Linked DNA regions of Mus musculus: all the other regions are linked to region 3. Evidence: chromatin loops called from intact Hi-C (ENCODE). Cell type or tissue: heart. All regions are shown on one strand. Region 1 holds the start of Hs3st3b1 (heparan sulfate (glucosamine) 3-O-sulfotransferase 3B1). Region 2 holds the start of Gm12292 (a long non-coding RNA gene). Region 3 has its middle 59 kb from the start of Gm40016. Region 4 holds the start of Gm30305 (a long non-coding RNA gene).

Region 1 (5,000 bases), 520 kb before region 3:
GGGAAAGTTAGTGACTTCCGCCGAGGTTTTCCCTACTTAAACTTCCTAAATCAGGGTCTGTTGGAGGCCCTTCCCTGAGCCCCGATTATGAAACTGGGTTTGCGGGTGGGGCTGGAAACACGTCTGGTCGGCTTTCCCTCTTCCATCCCTGTCTCTTTTCTGCAGCTTTTACACTCAGGAGCCGGATGGCGGGACCCTTGGATGAGGACTGGCATCTTTGTCACATAGGCAACTATAGCCAAGACTGGCCTCAGAAGCGAGTGTGGAAAAGCGCGCGTGTATAAGAGAGCGCCACTCAACCGGGTGGGACCTCTTTCAGCGTTGGGTCACTCCAGCATCCTCACCATCTGCTCCTGTCACCAGCCGATGGCCTCGCCTCCCTGAACCCGCCCCTTGAATTCTGAAGCCAATAGCAACCCCATACTGCTCTACCCCCCTTCGCGAACCCTTTCCACACCCCCACGTTCCGAGAGACGATTGGCTGTTTCGACTTGGGTGAAGCTCCGGCATTTGCATGCTGCTCGCGCCTCCTGGTAGGTAGCGCAGCCCGTCACTCGGAAGGCCGGGACCGCCCACTCCACCTCAGTGCTGGGCTCTCTTCCTGCGCAGTTCTCCGCCGCAGCCTCAGCGGGCAAGCGCCGGGGCTGCTCTCAATCTCCTGGCTGCGAGGAGGCAGCCCCGGCGAGCTGTCGTGCGCCCCGTCCAGAGTTACTGAGTGCGGGGCACAGCGTAACTGACAGCGCGTCTGCTCACAGTTCCCGTCGCCTGGACTTAGCTTTCCAACCCCGGCTTCTCGTGGGCATCATGTCAAGAGCCGTCGCCGCTGCAACCGCCGCCGCCACCCGGGGAAGAGCCGCAGCCTCGGCAGCCGCGCGCGCAGGAGGGCAATAAACCGAATCACTCCGGGCTCAAAGTGGCAGGGGACCGTCGCGGTGCTCTCTGTTCCGGCGGGACTCCTGCCATGTGCTGAGCCATGCCCCTGGCCGCGCCCGCGGGCCGCGTATGGGGCAGCGCCTGAGCGGCGGCCGGTCCTGTCTCGATGTCCCGGGCCGGTTCCTGCCGCAGCCGCCGCCGCCCCCGCCGCCGGTGAGGAGGAAGCTCGCGCTGCTCTTCGCCATGCTTTGCATCTGGCTGTACATGTTTTTGTACTCGTGCGCCGGCTCCTGTACCGCCGCTCCCGGCCTGCTGCTCCTGGGCTCGGGGTCCCGCGCTACTCACGCTCAGCCAGCCCTGGTCACAGCTCCGAATGAGACATCCCCTAAGATGCCCTTCCGGGCACCTCCGGCCAATTCGCTGGCTGCAGGCAAGGATAAGACAGTAGGCGCTGGGAGCCAGGAGGAGCAGAGTCCAGAGGCGCCGGACTCCCCCAGTCCCATCTCCAGCTTCTTCAGCGGCGCTGGGAGCAAGCAGCTGCCGCAGGCCATCATCATCGGGGTGAAGAAGGGCGGCACGCGGGCATTGCTGGAGTTCCTGCGCGTGCACCCCGACGTGCGCGCCGTGGGCGCCGAGCCCCACTTTTTCGACCGCAGCTACCACAAGGGTCTTGCCTGGTACCGGTGAGTTTCCTCTCCAGGGGCCGCTGCGCCGGCCGTGATCCCGACCGTGAGCCCCCACCGGCCGTTGCGCGTCAGGTGGGGAGGGAAGCAGGGGTACAACTTCCGTCAATTTAGGGCGGGCGGGGACCAAAGTGCGACCGCACATTGCTGGTGGACAGTTGGGGAGAAATCAGATGCTCCGGAGTAGGCTGAGACAGCCACCTACAGAAACTTTTAGCTTGGCACCGTTGGCTGGTATGCTGCGCCCTAGAACCATTTAGGTGATCTCTCCACAAAGACACCCACCCGGCAGCTACTGGGAAAGCGCCGGAGGAACCGGTTACCTTTTGGCTGTGGCCGCATCCCACGCGAATAACTCGGAGTGGTTAGGATTTTGTCTCTCTTGCAGCCAGGGACGCGGGGAGGAGTGTTGTGCGCCTCTGGGTCACAGCCTTTAACGAGCACCAACTGCTAGAGTCGCTTCTGCTGCCCAGATGGGGAGAGGGGCGCAGGCTAAGGCTCAGAGCCAAGGGTGTTTTGAGTCTAACTTTTTGTTACAATTCTTCTTGTTGCCGCAACCCGAAGGGGGTCTGACCCGCTCAGCTTGCGAGGCGCTTGTGCTAGGGAGGGTAACCGGGAGGCTGCGCGACTTTGCTGGCTGCGGCGCGCCGGGCGTGGAGCTGTGCTGGTCCCTGTCGGGCAAAGGCGCGCACTGCAGCGCGCAGCCTCTTTGAAGGCTTCTGGGCGCCCGAGGCGCTGCCGGCGCAGCCGCTTCGCCTTCCCGGTCTCGGTGCTGGGAGCGCCAAGACAAGGACGTGTATTTCTGCGGACCTGGTACATGTCCGACCTCAAAGAATATCCCTGGGCCATTGATTGAGAAATGAGGGTTGTTTCGGGGTCGTGGCTTCCGGCTGTGAGCCCAGTTCTAAAGGGACCGAGGCTCCCGGGTCACATTCACGACCTCTGCCCACTGCATCCCGGGCTGCTGGTTTGGTGTGAGTTGCTGGAGGGGTCACACCCCAGTTTCCGGAAACCCAGCCGGGTCCTCAGCGCTTTAGGTCATCACCCAGCATTAGCGTCTCCCTCGATTTTTTTCCCCCCAGACCCAATTACTTTCAAAGAGCATCAGGATTTCCGAAAACAAGGAGAAACACGAACCGAACCCGGCTCTCTGCCTCGACCATACTTTCTAGGACACGGATGGCGTGGCAAATAAAAGGGCCTGACCCTGAGGATTAAAGCAGCTTCCTTCCCAGCCTCTCTCGCCCCCTCCCCTTTGTTCTTTACTACTATTATTATTATTTTAAATTGGGAAGAGTTGCCCAAGTCTGGAGGTTTAAGCCAGCAGTGACGGTCTCCTTTCTCACAGTTCCCAGAACACTGCGGGCTAAGAATGGAGACTCCGGGTGCAACGCTCGGATTCTCGTCCGATGAGTCCTGGGTCTCATCCGGGCACTGGGAATAACTTGGATTCTGGCTGGGCCTGGAAGGGTGAATCCTTGGGTGCAGCCAGGAGCAGTTTACCACGGGGGCCTTCGCTATCTGTAGGCTGTTGCCATCGATGTGTTGTTGATGCCATTACCTCTTTGCCTCCACTCGTCCTGTACACAACGGGCTCCTGGGATAAGGTTCCGAGGACCTGGTGGCAGGCTAATCTTTAGAATCATTTCTGGCGGAGCCGAACCCGAGGCAGCCTGGGTCTTTTTTTTTTTTTTTTTTTTAACCAGACCCACTCGGGCTGGGTTGGTAGCAAGTGGCGGGCGAGTCGCTGAGCCCTTGAAGGTTTTAGAGGCACCTGGGGCAGGTGGTGGAAATCCCCACTGGAAGATTCACACAGAGGCGGCGGCAGAGGTGGCTGCCTCCACCTGCCACCGCCCTTGGGGCTCTGGAGGCCCTCGCTTCTCTTGGGCGGCGACGGAGAGCACAGCCGAAGAGCTTGGCGGGGACCGGCGACCCGAAACCGCGCCGCCAGCAGCCATGCGGGCCACCCGGGTTCCAACAGGCCGCGGGGGGCCGGGGTCCTTTTCCTTCGGAAGCCATAGGGAGGCACGGGCCTCGCGGCGGTGACCTGGTGATCTAGCTGCAGTAGCAGTAGCGCAAGTGTCCTGTCCGCGCGGCCTTCCCTGGCTGTCCCACCAGCGACCAGTGTGCCAGCAGAGTTACTGAATATTTTCTTAAAAGAAAAAAAAGTTAATGCTGTTTATTTAGAGCTTATAAATCATTTTAGACTGTTCGGAGTGCCTGGAGCAATGTAAGGACTTCACGATTTATTTGAAAGCAACCTTGAAAGTCTAAATCCAACAGGCTCAGGAGCCGCTGACCCAGAGGGCTGCAACTATCCCTTCCCGGCTGGAGTCCACCGGGCACTCAAGGCTGTGCTCCAAACCAGGCCTGTAGGGTCCCTCCTTCTCTGTCCCGAGATAGGCCACCCGCTGGAGAACAGCATAAATAATGATTAACTAGAATGTTGTTGCAAGGCACAATCTTGGTTAAAACAAGTCCTCAAAGCCGAAGTGTGAGCAAGGCGAGGCGCTTTTAAGGCCTTTGAGACAAAATGGGAGGGTGTGTGGAATGGATGGTTGAGTTCTGGGGTCAGCGGGCAATCGGTTGTAGAATGAGGGTCGTGGCTGTGTCTGAGCGAGTTGTTAATGAGTTTAATGGGTTAATACACAGACCTGCCAGGGGCCCAGAGCCTCGTGGATTTTCCTGGATGCCAGGGAATTTGCAGTCCTTACAGCTCCCTACCAATGCACCATCAGCCAACGTGGGGGTGGGGGTGGGGGTGGGGTAGGGTGTGTGGCAGAATCCTGGGAGGTCAGAGCCTGCTTTGGTGGCAACTTGGAGCCGACCCTGCTGCCTCCACCACCCAAGTTTGCAAAATCGAAGCTAATATGAGCTAGTTCCAGTCTGTTTGAGGCCCAGTTTGTCCAGAGTTCTGAGCTGACTTTCCAGTTCATATCCAGGGTTCTCTGATCACTTTCCAAACTTAGTGATGTCTAAGGGGCTCATGGGGCTGTGGTGTCTGAGAGGATTGGGGTTAGGAGACCAGAAATTTACAGGCCTTGGAGCAAGCCACCAGCCGGCCTGGTATAAAGATTTAAACTGACAGAGAGACATTGATGTTTTTAAAAAGGATTTCTTCTTGATCCAGCTCAAGTTTTTGTAAATTTCCAAGAATTTGATGACCAGAGTTTAGGAGTTAAGTTAGTCAGACTTTATATGATTGTCATTTGCTCCACAGTAGTGGGAACTTCTTTCAGGTCCCCTTTCAATTTCTGTTGTACAAAATAAGCGGCAGAGGGGGGTGGGGGTAGGGAGTGGGGGGGGGCGGGGAGTGAGTGGGGGTGTCGATCTCTGTGGGTGTGTGTATGTGTGTGACTCGCTCTGTGTGTGTGTTTGTGTCTGTGTGTGTGTGGTTTAACAATACTGTTAAAATGTACTAAACATTTGTTCCAGGCACTGTTT
Region 2 (5,000 bases), 1.5 Mb before region 3:
CTTTTCTTTATCAAGCCCTAAATATTTTGTCATGGTAACAACAAATGGAATGAAATAGTTTGGATCATGTCCGTCAGTGTGGCCCCAGGGAGAGGGAAAAGCAATGCCCTTCTGTGATAGCTAATTGTAGTTTTCAACTTGATTGCACTGGGGACTACCTAGGAGAGTAGGAAGCCTCAGCTTTGGGTCTGTCGCTAAAGCCATTTCCAGAAAGGATTAAGTAAAGATGAGAGCCCTCCCCTGAATATGGGTAACACCCATCACCAGCTGGCATTGAATAAAGGGGTTGGGGAGTGTAAGGACCTCCCTACCAGCCACTCCGGCTCTCCTGTCCATCACCATGTGAACCGCTCCCTCGTTCTCTCTGCCATGGAAGGCTGACCTGCCTACCTTTCAAACCAATACAGAGCATATGGCTGAAGTTCCTGTAATATAAGTCAGAATAACAAGAGAGTACATAGATTATTTCCACGTAAATTTATATGATAAAAGCCTTAGAAATGAAGATTCCCCCCCCCCAAACAGTTTCGATGTGTACCATTTTAATGCTTAGATTAAGAGGCATGTCATGAATTGGGAGAATTTAAGCAACATTCCATTCATCATACTCTCCTCTGGGACTGGTGTCTTCCAAGATAAGGGTGTTCCTTTGTCCAGCCATAGGGAGGGCAGGGACTCTTACAATGCCCTACAGAGAAGCAGGGCCAGGAGGTGAGTCTCCAGCCATCCCTCTTCTATTCTCTCAGGTGCAGTAGTGTTGTATCTTAAGGGTACGTCTCTTGCACCCCACCACTGAGCTTTGCCCTTCCCAGTTCACAATGTCTGCGCAACTTCACCACAGTGGTGCATCCTTCATTTGCCACTTCCCAGTGTTCTCACCCTCAAGGAACAAGACTTTTAGGTTAGTGGATAACAGCCATGTTGGCCTCACTGCATTCCTGGGATCCCTGCCTGTGGGAAGCAAGGAACGAACAGTACTTAATACAAACAGGGTTCCCAGCACCCTGTTCACTTAGAGCCTTAGCTTTTAATCTTCAACAAACCAAGTAGAGAAAATAACAGCTTGTAAAGGGCCAGTTTGTGAAGGAGTCAGGAACTGGTTATACTCTGGGGACACAGCCCCCCCCCCCCACCACCACCTCGAGTTTGGGCAGGAACTGACCAGGTAACTCATACTGGGCTTGTTTACAGTGATTTAGCTGTGCAATGCAGTTTAGGAGGCTGGCGAGCTTCTAGGCACTGAGAGGACCATTGTCAGCCCAAGAAGCAGTGGCAGCAGGCGCCCCTGCCCTCCAACAGAATGTGTCCTTTCTGTTAAAATGTCAAGCTTGTTTTAAAAGGGGCTTACGTTATTGTTATTTTCTTTAACAGGAGGCTTTGAGGTGCGAACTGAAGGGTGTTATTCCTCCACCGAATGTGACTGCTGGGTTACCCAGGGTGCCCGTGCCCTGGAATGAATGGGCACATTATGCCTGCCATTAAAAGTTGTGGCTCTTAATTAAAAACGTGATCTTGGGTCTTTATGGAGACATTGTTTAGGTTTTCTCTAGCTGTTAACACGTAATAAATCATTTTAAAAGGACCTTTTCCCCCTATCGCCCCGAATGGGGAGTGCGTTTTTTAAAAAGCAATTGGAAAATAAAACCGGGATTAAATTTCGTGTTTGACAAGGTGCTAAGGGGCTCAGCACCTCAGCTGGGGTAAGACAAGAGAGCTTTGCTTAATCGGCTACTGACCTCTCCTTGCTGACTCTGGCCTGGCCTGGTGGGTTCAGGCTGCCAGGGTGACACTGGTGTCAAAAGTTTAGCTTGGAGATGTCAGGACAATTTACAGACAGCCCACCTTCACCTCTGTTCCCTCTATTATATTGTGAGTGTAAAACCCGTGGTGGAGAAGGCACCTCCTATCATCATGAGCTTGCCAGGAAAGCTAATAAAGTGAGGAGCACGTGGGTCCGTGCGGGTGTGGGAGAGATCCCAAAATCACCCTCCCCCCACACTAAAGATCTTGTTCTCCTTCTATATTCCTGATACAGCTTTCTAATGGTTTCCAGTTCCTAAAGAGATCCCAGCCTTCCCCCAGATCACCCGAAAGCGTGAATCTGACTGGTGGTCTGGGCCTTCTGACTTATTGGACTAGGCTTACAGCCTTTGGCTGGCACAGTGGAGAGGAGACTGGGGGCTGAAGCAGGGCATGTAGCATGTTGCACCCTGTCTCTGTGCCCCGTGGCCTGCATTCTTCTGCAGAGGAGGAAGACAACGCTTCACCGAACTGTTACCAGATAAGAACGATAACAACTTGAAAGGGTTACTTGTCGCTGGTGCAGAAGCTGCTTGCTGTCTGGGTGACATCCTTTTAAGGCAGGAGCCTCGCTGTCGTAATTCCCTAGCTTGCCAGCAGAGGGCAGAAGGTACATCGGCTTTACAGCACCTGGCATACCTGGTTTCTAGACTGGCTTTTCCTCCGCTGTCCTGGCTATGACCTCCATGCCTGTGTGCTGTGGGGACCACACACAGCAGGCAGTGGTTTTTCCAACGTGTTTACTGAAGGAAATTTCAAGAGAAACCTGTAGAAATTAGAAAACATCGGATTTCTCATTCCATGTTACAGTCCATTCCAAATTTGACCTTGGCCTGCAACCTGCGTTTCTAATCTGCTGAGACCCCTTTCTTTGGAGTGCAACCCTGTGTCCCTGTCTGCCAACTTTGCTCCACACTTCAATCTTGCTTTTCTGTGCCATCTCTACCTCGGAATTCGCCACGACTCAGGCAGCGGTTCTGTGCTCTCAGATGACCGGGATGTTCTCGGTCTCTTTCTCTCTCTCTCTCTCTCTCTCTCTCTCTCTCTCTCTCTCTCTCTCTCTCTCAAGATTCCATGATAGATGCTTGAATCCAGGCTATGCTGGTCCACACTTCAGCTCATGCCCGGAAGTCAAGGCCAATGCACCTGTCTCCACATCTCATCTTTCCGCAAATCTAAGAAAGCTCTGTGCTCTTCAGCCAGCTGCCGCTCTGTTACCAACAGAGAACTGGACAAGGACCGAGAAGGATTGTAATACCGTCAGATTCCTAGTGTTACACTTCTTCATGTTATCATCAGATGAATCTTCTCTGTAGAAAAGTGCAAGATATATGGAGAAGCCCCTCTCCTCCAGCCCTGCTCCCTAGGGAGCAAGGCAGTGTGTGTGAATCTTTCTAGGTAGAAGTATGCCTCTATTCAAATTGATTTTCATTATTACTAATTATTAAATCATGTTTGTGTTTTATATATATATATATATATATATATATATGCACCACATATATGATGTGTTATATATTTTACATTTGTATATGCATACCATATTTGATAAAACTTTGGCATAGCATACCTACAGTGGTTATACATATATTGACAGTCAAGAATAGATACCAATCCTAAATTGAACATCTTTTTCAGTTCTTCTTGCATTGATCTCAGGGAACACTGTGAAATAAGAGGCAGGAAGGATGCAAGAACTGGGGGCTGAGAGGAGAGCTGTGAAGTGTTGTCTTCTTGGCAAGGCGTGGACCTCTCAGATGGGCACATAGCAGCTGTGGTCACCAGCATAAGACCTGATCAAACTAGGGAAACTGCCAGCTTAAGTGATATTGGCTGGGTTTACAGAGAGGGAAAAAAAAAGCAATATTTCATGTGGATTGGGGCCTGTCTTGGAAGAAATATATGGAGGAAGCTGGAAGGGGAAATAGAGATTAGATGTGATCATATTTCATTGAATATATGCAAAGATGTTCATGCTTAAAGGAAGTTATTTGTAAAGCACAGATGTACACGCCTACTATGAGAGGAGCCTAGGGACACAGCGAGCACTGTCTCTGTCCCTTGGGAGCACACACACTGGCTTCCTTGAATTTCCTCCTCACCTCCCTCCTCCCCACCAGCAGTGCTCCCATTTTCTCATTTCCTGTCTTTTCTCCCTAATTTAACACCATGCCCTTGTCTCTAAAAAAATGTATAGTTTTAAAATTTATGTGTTTTCAGCATCCTGTTGTTGAGATCTGCAATTTATTTGTTTTTTTTTTTTTTAATCAGGTAAGCTTCTGATACTTGTGTTAAGGTATCTTGTCACGTTTCATCTCCACTATTGATGACACTCCTTCATAGCACCAAAGAGCCAGTCACCCATCAATCGATGTCGGGCCCTCTCCTGCTTTCTCATATAAAGGTCAGACACCTCTTCTGTTGCATGTGTTTAAAAATGTCAATAACTGAATGGCTGACCATAATAACCATCTGTTCATTATTAACAAGGTACTATTCGTGTGTGTGTGTGTGTGTGTGTGTGTGTGTGTGTGTGTGTGTGTGTGCGCGCGCGCGCTATGGTTTGGGTACATGTCCCTGAAAGGTCCATATATAGAAGGCTTGGTCTCCAGTGATGCTTTGGGGAGGTGGTGACATCTTTAAAGAGTAGGGCTAGAAGCCAGGTCATTTGTCCTTACCCTTGAAAGGAATAGAGGGATCCTCTCCATAGACTGAAGCCTTAGAATTAAGCAGAACTTTTCTGCTTGTAAATTAATTATATTATATTATGTATTTTATAACAATTATGAAAACTAACTAATATTGTGTATGTGTGTGTGTGATTTCTGAAATACAAACATTAGCATTATACATGCTGTCAGGTATACAGGTATGACTGCTTAACATTAGAGATGCATTCTGGGAAATGTGCCCCTTGGCAATTCTGTCTTTGTGCAAGCATGAAAGAGTGCATTCACAGGACTCTGGGTGTCTGGGCGTCACCGGTGAACAACCCTCTGCGGCTGTTGTGGAGGAATGGAGATGTGCTAGGCGTGACACCCAGGGGGTGCTTGACAGCATGATAAAGCACACCGTTGTAGGGTGAACTGTGTAACCAGGAGAAACTCACTCCAGCTAACAACGGAAAGTGTAGTTTGCAACCGTCAAGGAGCATCCGACTGTACTTTTGAGTCTCCTGTGCGGTCTGTGTGGGATGCGCT
Region 3 (5,000 bases):
CTAACACACATACCCTTTAACTTCTCTGATGTTCTTGTTTTCAAAATCACAAATCAGTGCTTTACAGAGCTGTGGGAATTTGGTAATATGTCCTGGAAAGCATTTCTGCTGAATCTCACAGAACAAAACAAGCCAGGAATGTAGGCAATGGCACCTAATACATGTGGACTTAGGATACCAATTTCTGCCACCTCATCTATCCAGAGCCTAAGACTTGTCTCTGCTTCTTGGTATAGAGTGAGGGAGGGATCCATAATCTTGATGACTGAAGGGCTGCATGCATTAGAATTCCTCATAGCCTTTATCTCTCAAGGACTGCTCTCAGACGCTCGGTTTATCCGTATCAAATGAGAAAGGCACAGTTGCTCTGTCTTCTGAATACTACAGTATTCCATTTTATACTAAGAGTGATAAGGGAGAATTATTAGTATCCTCCCAGACTATCTCATAGCTTCCAGAGAGGGTCAGATGGCATCACAGACAGTGGCATGCCAGTCTCATATGTCATTTATTTTAAATCGCCTTCACATGCCAGTTTACAGATCCCTTCTCCCCTGAAGTCTAGCACTTCATCCATCACGCAGGATTTGTCCATGTCTTTGATGCTACCCTTCCCCCATGAAGAATTTTATGTTGGAATCCATTGGGTTAAGAAATAGAATCATGGAGTCAGTCCATAAGAGTCACAATGCAAGTGATCATGTTCATCCATCAATTAGACCTGATGTCCCAAGGAGGCAGGCTCAGTCTTAGTCTGGTCTTAGGGCTGGCTCAAACACCACTTGAAGCATGCTTAAAGAAACTTCTATTGGGAAGAATAAGAATAAGAATAGAAAGAGGAGGAGTGACAGGAGAGGGAGGAGGAGGGGGAGGAGGAGGAGGAGAAAAAAGAGGAAGGAAGAGGAGGAGGAGGAAGAGGAGGAAGAGGAGGAGGAGGAGGAGGAGGAGGAGGAAGAGGAAGGAGGAGGAGGAGAAGGAGAAGGAGAAGGAGAAGGAGAAGGAGAAGGAGAAGGAGAAGGAGAAGGAGAAGAAGAAGAAGAAGAAGAAGAAGAAGAAGAAGAAGAAGAAGAAGAAGAAGAAGAAGAAGAAGAAGAAGAAGAAGAAGAAGAAGAAGCGCTCCTAGAAGTTGAGTTCCAGACTTAAGGTCGACGCACACAGCTCAGATTGACATTATCCTGTAGCTTTCCTCCAGGATCCGTGGAGAGCTAAGGATAAGAGGGTGAGCCATGGAAGACGAAGGCTCTGCTTTCACAAAATGTGTATTTTAGTCATGGATGGGTACACCAAACATAAACACAAGTCTGAGTAGTGGTCAGTGGCTTATAAAGATAACCAAATGCTTCTACACAAGTTGACAGAGTCCAGTAACCAGGTGACCACTCAGACCCTCTGGTGGTAATGGAGGAAGCAGATCTCACCCTCAGAAGTTTGGAGTGGAGAGAACCTTAGGCCTGAGGAACAGCAGCTGAGGGTGGACGTACTAACAGGAGATAGGTAGGCCAAGGGTTGAGAGGTCACATCAAGCATGCAGGAGTCTGTGCACTGTGGGCAAAGGCATGGCTTTTCCTGTTGATTGGACATCTCCAAGATCACCTGGGTAGAAAGAAAGTGAGTGTTTCCTCAGAAGCAGGGTGCTGTGATTAGATGAGACTTGCCTCTCAGGAAACCCATGTTAAATGAAGCCGCTGTGATCAGTGAGGCTGTAGAAAATGTGGGAATTTAACAGCAGAGGCCTCAGCCAGATCTTGTGGTGCATGTCAATTCTGAGGAGGTCCAGGCAGGAGTATCAGAAGTGCAGGCTACCTTGTGCTATATATGGCAGGACCCTGACTTTAAACAAAGTGGAGCTTGGAGATTCTTAGGTCAATGGGGGGAATGCCTCCAAGGGGATTTGGGGACTCCCTACTCCTTTCAGTTGTGAGATGTGATCTGGGATGGCACAGCAGACCTGGTGTGTGTATTGGGGTGCAGGGGCTCAAAGCCTGTAAGATGTTTCCAGTTTAAACACTCTAAACCAAATAAAACTCTTTTCTTAATAAAATTACCCTGCTCTCAGTACTTTTGTTACTGTGTTGAAAATGGAACGCAGACGACAGCACACATGCAAACTAACATGAGCACGGAGATCAGAAGCAGAGCTGAGAGCGATGGCACAGAACTTTAATCCCAGTACTCAGGAGGCAGAGGCAGGTGGATTTCTGAGTTTGAGGTCAGCCTGGTCTACAGAGTGAGTTCCAGGACAGCCAAGGGTACACAGAGAAAGCCTGTCTCGAAAGGAAAGAAATTCCAAGCAACTTCTACCCCCAATTATCCCAATTATGAAAATTATGAATAATATAGAATTGTACATTTGACTCTTGCTAAAGCCTTCCAAAAGGCGCTTCATACACTATTCTGACTCCTGTTCTGTGCTCTGGGTTCTCTCAGGCACTGATTACCGAGTTTTCTGATCTTTGGAGCGCTGGTCCTCAGCAACTGGGCTTTGGAACCCCGTTTTCCTTAGCAATTAGAGGGATTTGGGCCTGAGCCTCCACCTCCCTAGAGGTCAGTCCTTTCATTTGGCCACCAGTCAAGTGCTGACTGACATCGGCAACCTCTGCTCACAAGGTTAGAGCTGGATGGTTCATTCATAAGCGGCACAAGTTCATTTGTGTAAAATCAAACCCGTTTGATATGTACACATACAAAGTTTCTATAGCTGAGAAAGCCACACACCAGTCTCTGAGCCGTGATGGGTTGGCCGGGTGAACTCAACCTCAGAGGATGACTGCATCCCACCCCATGATTCTTTCCACGCTTCCTTGTGCAGGAAAGGCTGTCCTCTCTCGGCTCCTTAAGAACCTAGCACCTCTAAATCAGGAAGACAGTCTTATTTTCAAAATTCAAGAAATTCGAGGAAGGAAGAGAAAGCTATTTTGCATTTTTGCTAATTGGCATCCTGAGAACGGTAAGGTGAAGAAGCGCCTGAACCCTAGGGAGTATTGCTGAGGGTAAGGCGCCCTCTACCGGTGGACACGCCAGTGAGGCACTGTACACCCGAGAAGTTTTTATTTGGGACCACTTGTTTGGATCCTATTACCTACAAATCTCTTTTCCTAAGAGATTTGGAAGAAAACAAACGGGCCATGACCTATTCAATAGAAACATTGTACTGATTTTTCTCCTGATGCAGGATGTTTTCCAAGTTTGTATTACGGGAACACAGAGCAGGCTGGGCTTAGAGCTGATAAAGGCTGTGGTGGGTGTTTATGGAAGCGGTCTGGTGAAATGCTATAGACGCATCTTGTAAGTCAGACTGGCCTCATTTATGGTTTTCCTGCCTCTACCTCCAATTTGCTGGTATGAATGCCCTGGTCTTGGGATTGCCCCTTGAGATTTACTTTAAAACCCTGTGGCGTTGTATGGAAGAAAAGGCTGATGTGCCCAGGACAAACAGACAGTTTCTTAGTGCTAGAGCTGGTGGAACCAGGTCTCCAGGTTTGAACTGAGCCTGGAAGATGGCATTGTGGGCTGGTAAGGGACTGAGGGTGGTCTTGACATTTCACAAGTTACCAAGGACCCAAGTGTCCCTTTATATGTCTCTCTCCTATATATTTTAATACAGCACATAACTAAGTCTGTTCGGTTCAATTTGCCACCGTCAGCATCACGGCCATTCTGCAGGGACACAGGAATCAGGTACAAATGTTAGGATCAGATTCAGAACTTGTTGATTAATTGTTTGCGCTTATTGGTTGGCCTTCCATCGGGACGATGAACTGAGTTCTTAGAAAGATGAATTAGCCATAGACTCTGCCCTGGAAACATCTCTAAGGGAGGAGACAAGATGCAGACAAATAACTCAGATGAGGCACAAAGGGCTGAGTGGCGAGAGGGATATGGGATTCCGACCGTTAGTGGGAATCATCTAAAACAGGACGGTCTTTCTGAGGAACCAGGAAGAAATTTTCTTTCACTGTTTCACCTTTGACCGCTGACCTTGCCTTAGCTAGGATACTCGGCCATAGGAAACGGTAAACTACAGTGGCTTCATAATTGTGCTCCAATATTTGGGAATATTGTAAAAAATACATTTTTAAACAAAGAAAAATAGTGTGGCTATGAACTTATAAGAGAAAGCATTCCAGTGTCTGCCTGCCTCTGGGTGAATATCGTGCCGTCATTACAGCATGAGCACAGACTGTTGGTGTAACTGAGGACTGTGAGTCTTCAAGAGCAGGAGCAGAGAAAGGACATTGAATGTGTGACCACAGAAGAGAATTAGATACCCACACACAGGGAAAAGACAACATGGTAATATCTAAAATTATGTTAATACAATTTAAACAGTGTGCTTGGTAATATGGGCTTTAAGAGCGCAGTCAGCTAAATGCTGAAAAATGACCAGTTTGGCTGCAAAGCTTTACATTAAAATAATGTAAAATTCATGACCCCATTTATAAATAGCCAAAGAGTTAAACTGTTAGCTAAACCAAGAGTGGTGATTCTTGCCTGTAATCCCAACATGCAAGAGAATGAGGATTGCTACGCCTCTGAGGCTAGCCTAGGCTACATGCCAAGACCTTGTCTCAAAAACAAACAAACAAACTAATTAATTAACTAATTAATCAAAGAAACAGTTCTTGGAGTGTAGCTCAGTTGGTAGAGTGCTTGCTTAGCATTCAAGAAGTCCTGGATTCAAGTCCCCAAACTGCACAGAACAGATATGGTAGTTAGCACATGCCTACAATCCTAGCATCTAGGCACAGGATGGGATGGAGGGAAGAGGATGAGACGTGTAAGGTTCTTCTCAGCGGTACACAGGCTGTTCAATGTCAGGATAGGGAACACGAGGTCCTCACCCCACCCCACCCTCCCCCATCAAAAAAACAGAAGGAAGAAAGCTTAGCTAGCAGTTACTTAACAAAGGCAGAGAGGTCCGGATACATGGCTCTGTTATGCAACTCCTGATGGCGGACAATTAAAGGGATACACAGGCTCTTGGTTCTGTGAGGTTTAAT
Region 4 (5,000 bases), 1.3 Mb before region 3:
GGATGTCACATCATTGGATGTTGGGATGTATCTAGTTTCCAACTCTGACATTCAGAGGAGGTCAAGGCCCACAGGTATTCCCAGCTCCTCTCCCTCAGCTTCTTCATATGACAGGAGTGATCTCTTAGGTGTGCATCTCACCGGGCGGACTCTGATGCCCTGGCTTTAAGATTCAGGCTTTGAAATTTCTTTTTTTAAAAGATGTCTATAGTTCTTATCATTCTCTAGTTTATTAAAAGTACAGTAAACAAATAAAAGTTGTATTTATGATGAATGACAGGTTTGAAATAGATGGATAGGGAGATGATGGATGGATAGATAGATAGATAGATAGATAACAGATCGATAACAGATCTGTTTTAGTGTTGGTACTTTGAGATTTTGATTCCTATAGCATTCCTGGTGAACATAAACATTAGAAATTCTCAGTGAAAGTCTAGAGGGCTGAACTCAACAGTATATGAAAATAGTCATGTCCCATGACCAAATAAGCTTTATCTCTGTAATGTGAGGATGTTTCAACACAGACAGATTCATAAATGGAACACACAGTGTTAGCAGAATGAAAAATAGAAATCACATTATTATCAAAATTTCTATTAGTAACTAGTTGGAACTGTGTCTCTAAAGCAAATGATAGAAATCCACACACTCTCCCTAACAAAGACACTTTGTGGGGCTGAGATGTAGCCCTAAACCGGGTTCACCCTGAGCCTCCTTCAAATACTTGGTTCCTACATTTCTCAGCCAGAGTTCAGTGTCATCTCTGTTCACAATTACTATTTGCTGACACCCTGGTTGCCTCCCAGAGATGCTCCAAAGTAAGAAAGGACATCTCCTTCTTGCCTTTGTATTCACAGCCACAAAACTCTGGGAATTGTTCTCACTGGCCAGTCTGCATCCCAGCTAAGAGGAAGAGGAGATTCGTGCTGTTAGCTTTGTTTGTTTGTTGTGTGAGATTGAGCAGTCCAGGCTGGCCCTGAACTTTTAACCTCTCTGCCTTCTGAGTCCGGGGATTGCAACTCCTGTGTTCCACCACACTTAGATGGGTTGTGCATCTCTCACTTTAACTGTACTGACTGGAAGGGGCATAAGGCACAGCCAAAGAGGACTAAAGTATATTCCTTGAAAAATATCCATAAGACAGAGACTCCAGGGCTGTGGGTGTCAGCTAGCCTAAGGGAAGGTGGGACAAAGGTCACTTGTCTACAGCTTATGTGTCCGAAGATAGCTCACTTTAATCTAAAATGCTTAAAACAATGTACTCTGTCCTTTAAATGTTGTTACCTCCCAGTCCTGTGGAAATGTTCCAATGCTCTTTCAAATATTCATATTTTCTGAAGAGGCCTAATCCGCAGTTAAGTCTCAAGTGAAATGAAAGGACAATCTAAGACTGAATGAGCAGGCTTATGAGGAAAAATCGTGGCTTTGCCCAATTCACATAAGGGAAACTGCTAAGCATTTAACCCACAACAAAAGGATAATTAGGCGACATCCCTGTCCATTTGATGCAAGGAAAACATTATTTTAGCTAATTAATAATTTCTAAAGCATTTTCTTAATGACACTTTGATGGCAATCTCAAATGGAAACACATCTGTGTACATACAGAGCAATGACTATTGAAATAGTGTGTGCACGCATGCACACACACATCGTAATTACTCTCTGGATTTGTCGCCTGAGGTAACTTGGAAAATAAAGGTCAGATTTAGAAACCATTTATGGTGAGAGCACCACAAGCCCGGGGAAGAGATTTATTCTCCTATTTCTCATCAAAGCTTTTGATCCTAAACAGCATGCCCCCTTCTTTAACATTTGTTTCCACATTTATTTGTGTGCAATATGAAGGTAGGGCTGAGGACAACTTGCCAGGCTCAGTTCTACCTACCCACGATATGGGCTCTAAGGATTGAATTTGGTCTTCAGGGTTGGCAGCAAGCATCCTTGCCCTCTGAGCCATCTCATTGGCCACTAGCCTATACCTTCTTGTGGTCTAAACTTCATAATACCAAATTTCAAGTCAAAATATACTGACTAGACTACAGCTTTGAAGTTATCGTGCACAGTATGGAAGGTAAAATCATTAAGATTTGATTGGGTATTAAATTGTCTCAATTTATCTCCTTTAAGGAACGTGAGAAACACGCGCGTGTTTTTCCCAGAGAGCTCTGCTCATAAGTACGGGTTGATCCAGCCTCTCGACTCCAGGGGCAGCAGCCAGTTACAATCGGCAGTCAGTACTCTCCTCTCCGTGTATCCTCAATCCTTTCTTTCTCTGGAGGCTCCTATACTGCTCTTTCAGAGTCCAGACCAAGGTTAGACCATCCATGGGCTCCAACAGGAACTGATAGGTGCAAATTCTTTGTCAGATCACTAAGAAATGCTGAGGGCACTTAGACCTTTGAATTAACCAGGTAAGATAAAAACATTTTAACCTAGCCCAGGCACACTCATTTTTCCTGGTGTCCAGCCCCAGTTGGGTTCCCCCTTTTTCTTAGTGTCCAGCCTCTGGGCTTTTGCTGAAGCTTCCGGGTTCTCCTCCAGAGGAGTGGTTCCTCAGACAGGCCCACTGCTGACCAGTAGGGGGAGCCCCAATGTAAAGGCATCGTGGGCTGTTCAAGTTTCTCACACACAGGAATTACATAATTTGTGGCATACTAGGAATGAGATAAGTGCCATTAATGTAAGATTATGTTTTTTTCCTAAATGGGTTAAGATGATTTTAAGTTCTCAGTTAAACGACTAAGAATGAACAGACTTCTACCTGACTTAGGAGTTATTGATGGTTGCTAACTGCATTTTAGAACCTTAAGCACTTTCACAGTTCAGAGTGAAGGGGCAAATAGGGAGGCCAGTGTCTGTCGGTGCAGGAGATGTCAGGGCTGCAGTGGGAGGTGAAGGACACCTGACAGAGACCCCTGTAACCTTAAGACAGTGACTTAAGTGTGGGCCCTGGAGAAGCACCAGTTGCAAACGTTCCTTTGATAACAGCTCAGCAGCCTGAAATCACACACAGCAGGGCAAACAAGCTCATTGCTCATGATCTACACAGATCAGGGTTGGAAACAGGGTAGAAGAACATAGGTCTGAACCCAAGGACAGCCAAATGCTGAAGGCCAACTCTCCTGATTGCCCTTCCTACAACTAGCAGTGGATCTCAATTTCAGCAAAGAGAAAATGGATTTCTTTTCTTTCTCTTTTCTTACAGCTGAGAGATTTTTAAATTAGAGTTAACATGCCTCAAACAGAACTTAGAGTGCATCCATGAGGGTGAATAGACCAGAGGAGAGGTTGAATAAAAGAGGGAAGGGAAGGGAAGGGAAGGGAAGGGAAGGGAAGGGAAGGGAAGGGAAGGGAAGGGAAGGGAAGGGAAAGGAGAGAAATTTTCTTACTGGTTTTCTTATCAAAGTTGAAAAGCTCTATGGAACCAGGGTAGCAGTTACAAAATGGTTTGGAGTTGAAGTTAGGGGATTGTCTACAGACAAATGCAGACTGGATATATACACTTTAAACTGTCGAGACAGATGTGGCCTGATGATAGCTTGCCATAGCACACCAAACAATCACTGAAGTAGAAGGCAGCAGAGTCTACCTTAGAGGCAGAACACACGCAAGAGCTCACTGTGTAAAGCGCTGTACCAGAAGGGAAAGGCTGCCAGAGGCAGTGTTGATTGGCTTGGGGAGAATCAGTGGAGACTTTCCAGAAATCATCATTTTTGCCAGCTTGAAGAGTATGTAGGTATTAGGAGAAAAATGTGGCTTGATGGGTGAGAAGGGAAGTTGTCACCCAGGCTGAAGTAACTGCCTGGATAAAGTCTCAAAACCAAAGGGCCGGGGTTGGAGAGATGAGCCAGCAGTTCCAAGCACTCGCTGCTCTTATGGAGAGCCTAGGTTCAGATCCCAGTACCCACGCTGGGGGGCTCACTACTCCTAACTCCAGCTCCAGGGTGCTCAGACGCCCTCTTCTAGCCTCTGCAGGTATGACATCTATGTGCATATACCCATGTGCACACATACACAGACATATACATAAATAAAAATAAAGTGAATCTTCAAATAACAAAAATGGAAAGAAAATGCTACCCATTGTTGTGACAGAAACCATCTCTGTAAAGTTAGAATATCAACAGCAACAACGACAACAACAAAGATTGAGCTGATAAGGCACAAGCAAAGCAGAGAGTGATTTCCAGAAGAGAGGATTGTTTATATGAATCACTTCAGCCATATATAGAAACTGAAAAGGAGGATAAATACAGTGTCACTTCTAAGTAAGGACGATGCCATAAGAAGATAAAGGCTTCTTTATGTGTATTTTTTAATGTGTATTTTTTTTTTTAAAACGGGAGTCCCTAGAGATCATGAGGACAATGAATAGCAGGAGAGGAAGACTAATGAAAAAGATCAGTTAGGAGACCACTACAGGATTCTGGGATGCCAATGTAGTCTAAGCCAGAGAAATGGTCATGAGATGGGTGCAAGTAAGAGATGATTCATCAAGCCATCTGATATGAGTATGTGGGAGAAAGCAAGAATGACAAGCAGGTGACCATGTTGGAACAGTTAAATGCCATTTTCTGAGAAGGAACCTCAGACATAGATCGAATAGCCAGTTGTGCATTGTACATGTTGAATGTAATGTGTTAATGAGTCATTAAATGGACTGGAATGAGGGAGCCAGGTTAGAGATAAGACCCCATGGGAAGTGGTAAAGACAGTAGAGAATTCCATCTGAGGAGATGGCATTGCCTGAGTGTGTACAGGTGAAGGAGAGAATATCACAGGAAGAGTAGAGAAACCTAAGAAGACGCCAGGTAGACTATGGCTGAGGCATGAGGAAGAACTTATCCCATGTCCCTGCAGCAGGGAATCATAAGGGTATATTAAATAGATAGAGCTGTTAGAGTATTATTGAAACAAATAAGTGTCTAAGTTACATACAGAAATCTTTGACCCCTCCTTGAGTACTTTGAAAGGATGTATGGAAGGGCATATTG

The links. A loop is a pair of places that touch in the nucleus more often than their neighbours do. Peaks named below come from ENCODE experiments on the same cell type or tissue, not always from the same donor. Only the 100,000 strongest peaks of a DNase experiment are listed, where the experiment ranks them.
Region 1: it touches region 3 in a loop (8-fold over the local background); 11 of 42 quality-filtered maps call a loop at or near these places.
Region 2: it touches region 3 in a loop (7-fold over the local background); 9 of 42 quality-filtered maps call a loop at or near these places.
Region 4: a loop joins it to region 3, with 14 times the contacts of the local background. A loop is called at or near these places in 12 of 42 quality-filtered maps.

Annotation. Positions count from the first base shown.
Region 1 is chr11:63,917,890-63,922,889 of GRCm38, reverse strand. Hs3st3b1 (heparan sulfate (glucosamine) 3-O-sulfotransferase 3B1) reads left to right here and starts at 606. Exons shown (of 2, transcript NM_018805.2): 1 at 606-1,556. The coding sequence starts at 1,003. In heart, a CTCF peak has its summit at 2,231; DNase peaks (open chromatin) are centred at 479, 1,419, 1,649 and 2,249; H3K4me3 peaks cover 4,572 bases; H3K27ac peaks cover 3,586 bases; H3K27me3 peaks cover 2,098 bases.
Region 2 is chr11:64,896,352-64,901,351 of GRCm38, reverse strand. It overlaps Gm12292 (a long non-coding RNA gene), which reads left to right and starts at 2,269. Exons shown (of 5, transcript XR_001780237.1): 1 at 2,269-2,410; 2 at 4,072-4,204. In heart, a CTCF peak has its summit at 2,387 (motif pointing right); no DNase peak of the experiment used is centred here; H3K27ac peaks cover 486 bases; H3K27me3 peaks cover 300 bases.
Region 3 is chr11:63,402,854-63,407,853 of GRCm38, reverse strand. No RefSeq gene overlaps it. Among named protein-coding and RNA genes, the nearest start is that of Gm40016, 59 kb to the left of the region's middle. In heart, a CTCF peak has its summit at 3,002 (motif pointing left); no DNase peak of the experiment used is centred here; H3K27me3 peaks cover 1,464 bases.
Region 4 is chr11:64,716,457-64,721,456 of GRCm38, reverse strand. Gm30305 (a long non-coding RNA gene) reads left to right here and starts at 2,199. Exons shown (of 4, transcript XR_879925.1): 1 at 2,199-2,417. In heart, no CTCF peak of the experiment used is centred here; a DNase peak (open chromatin) is centred at 2,566; H3K27ac peaks cover 313 bases; H3K27me3 peaks cover 1,008 bases.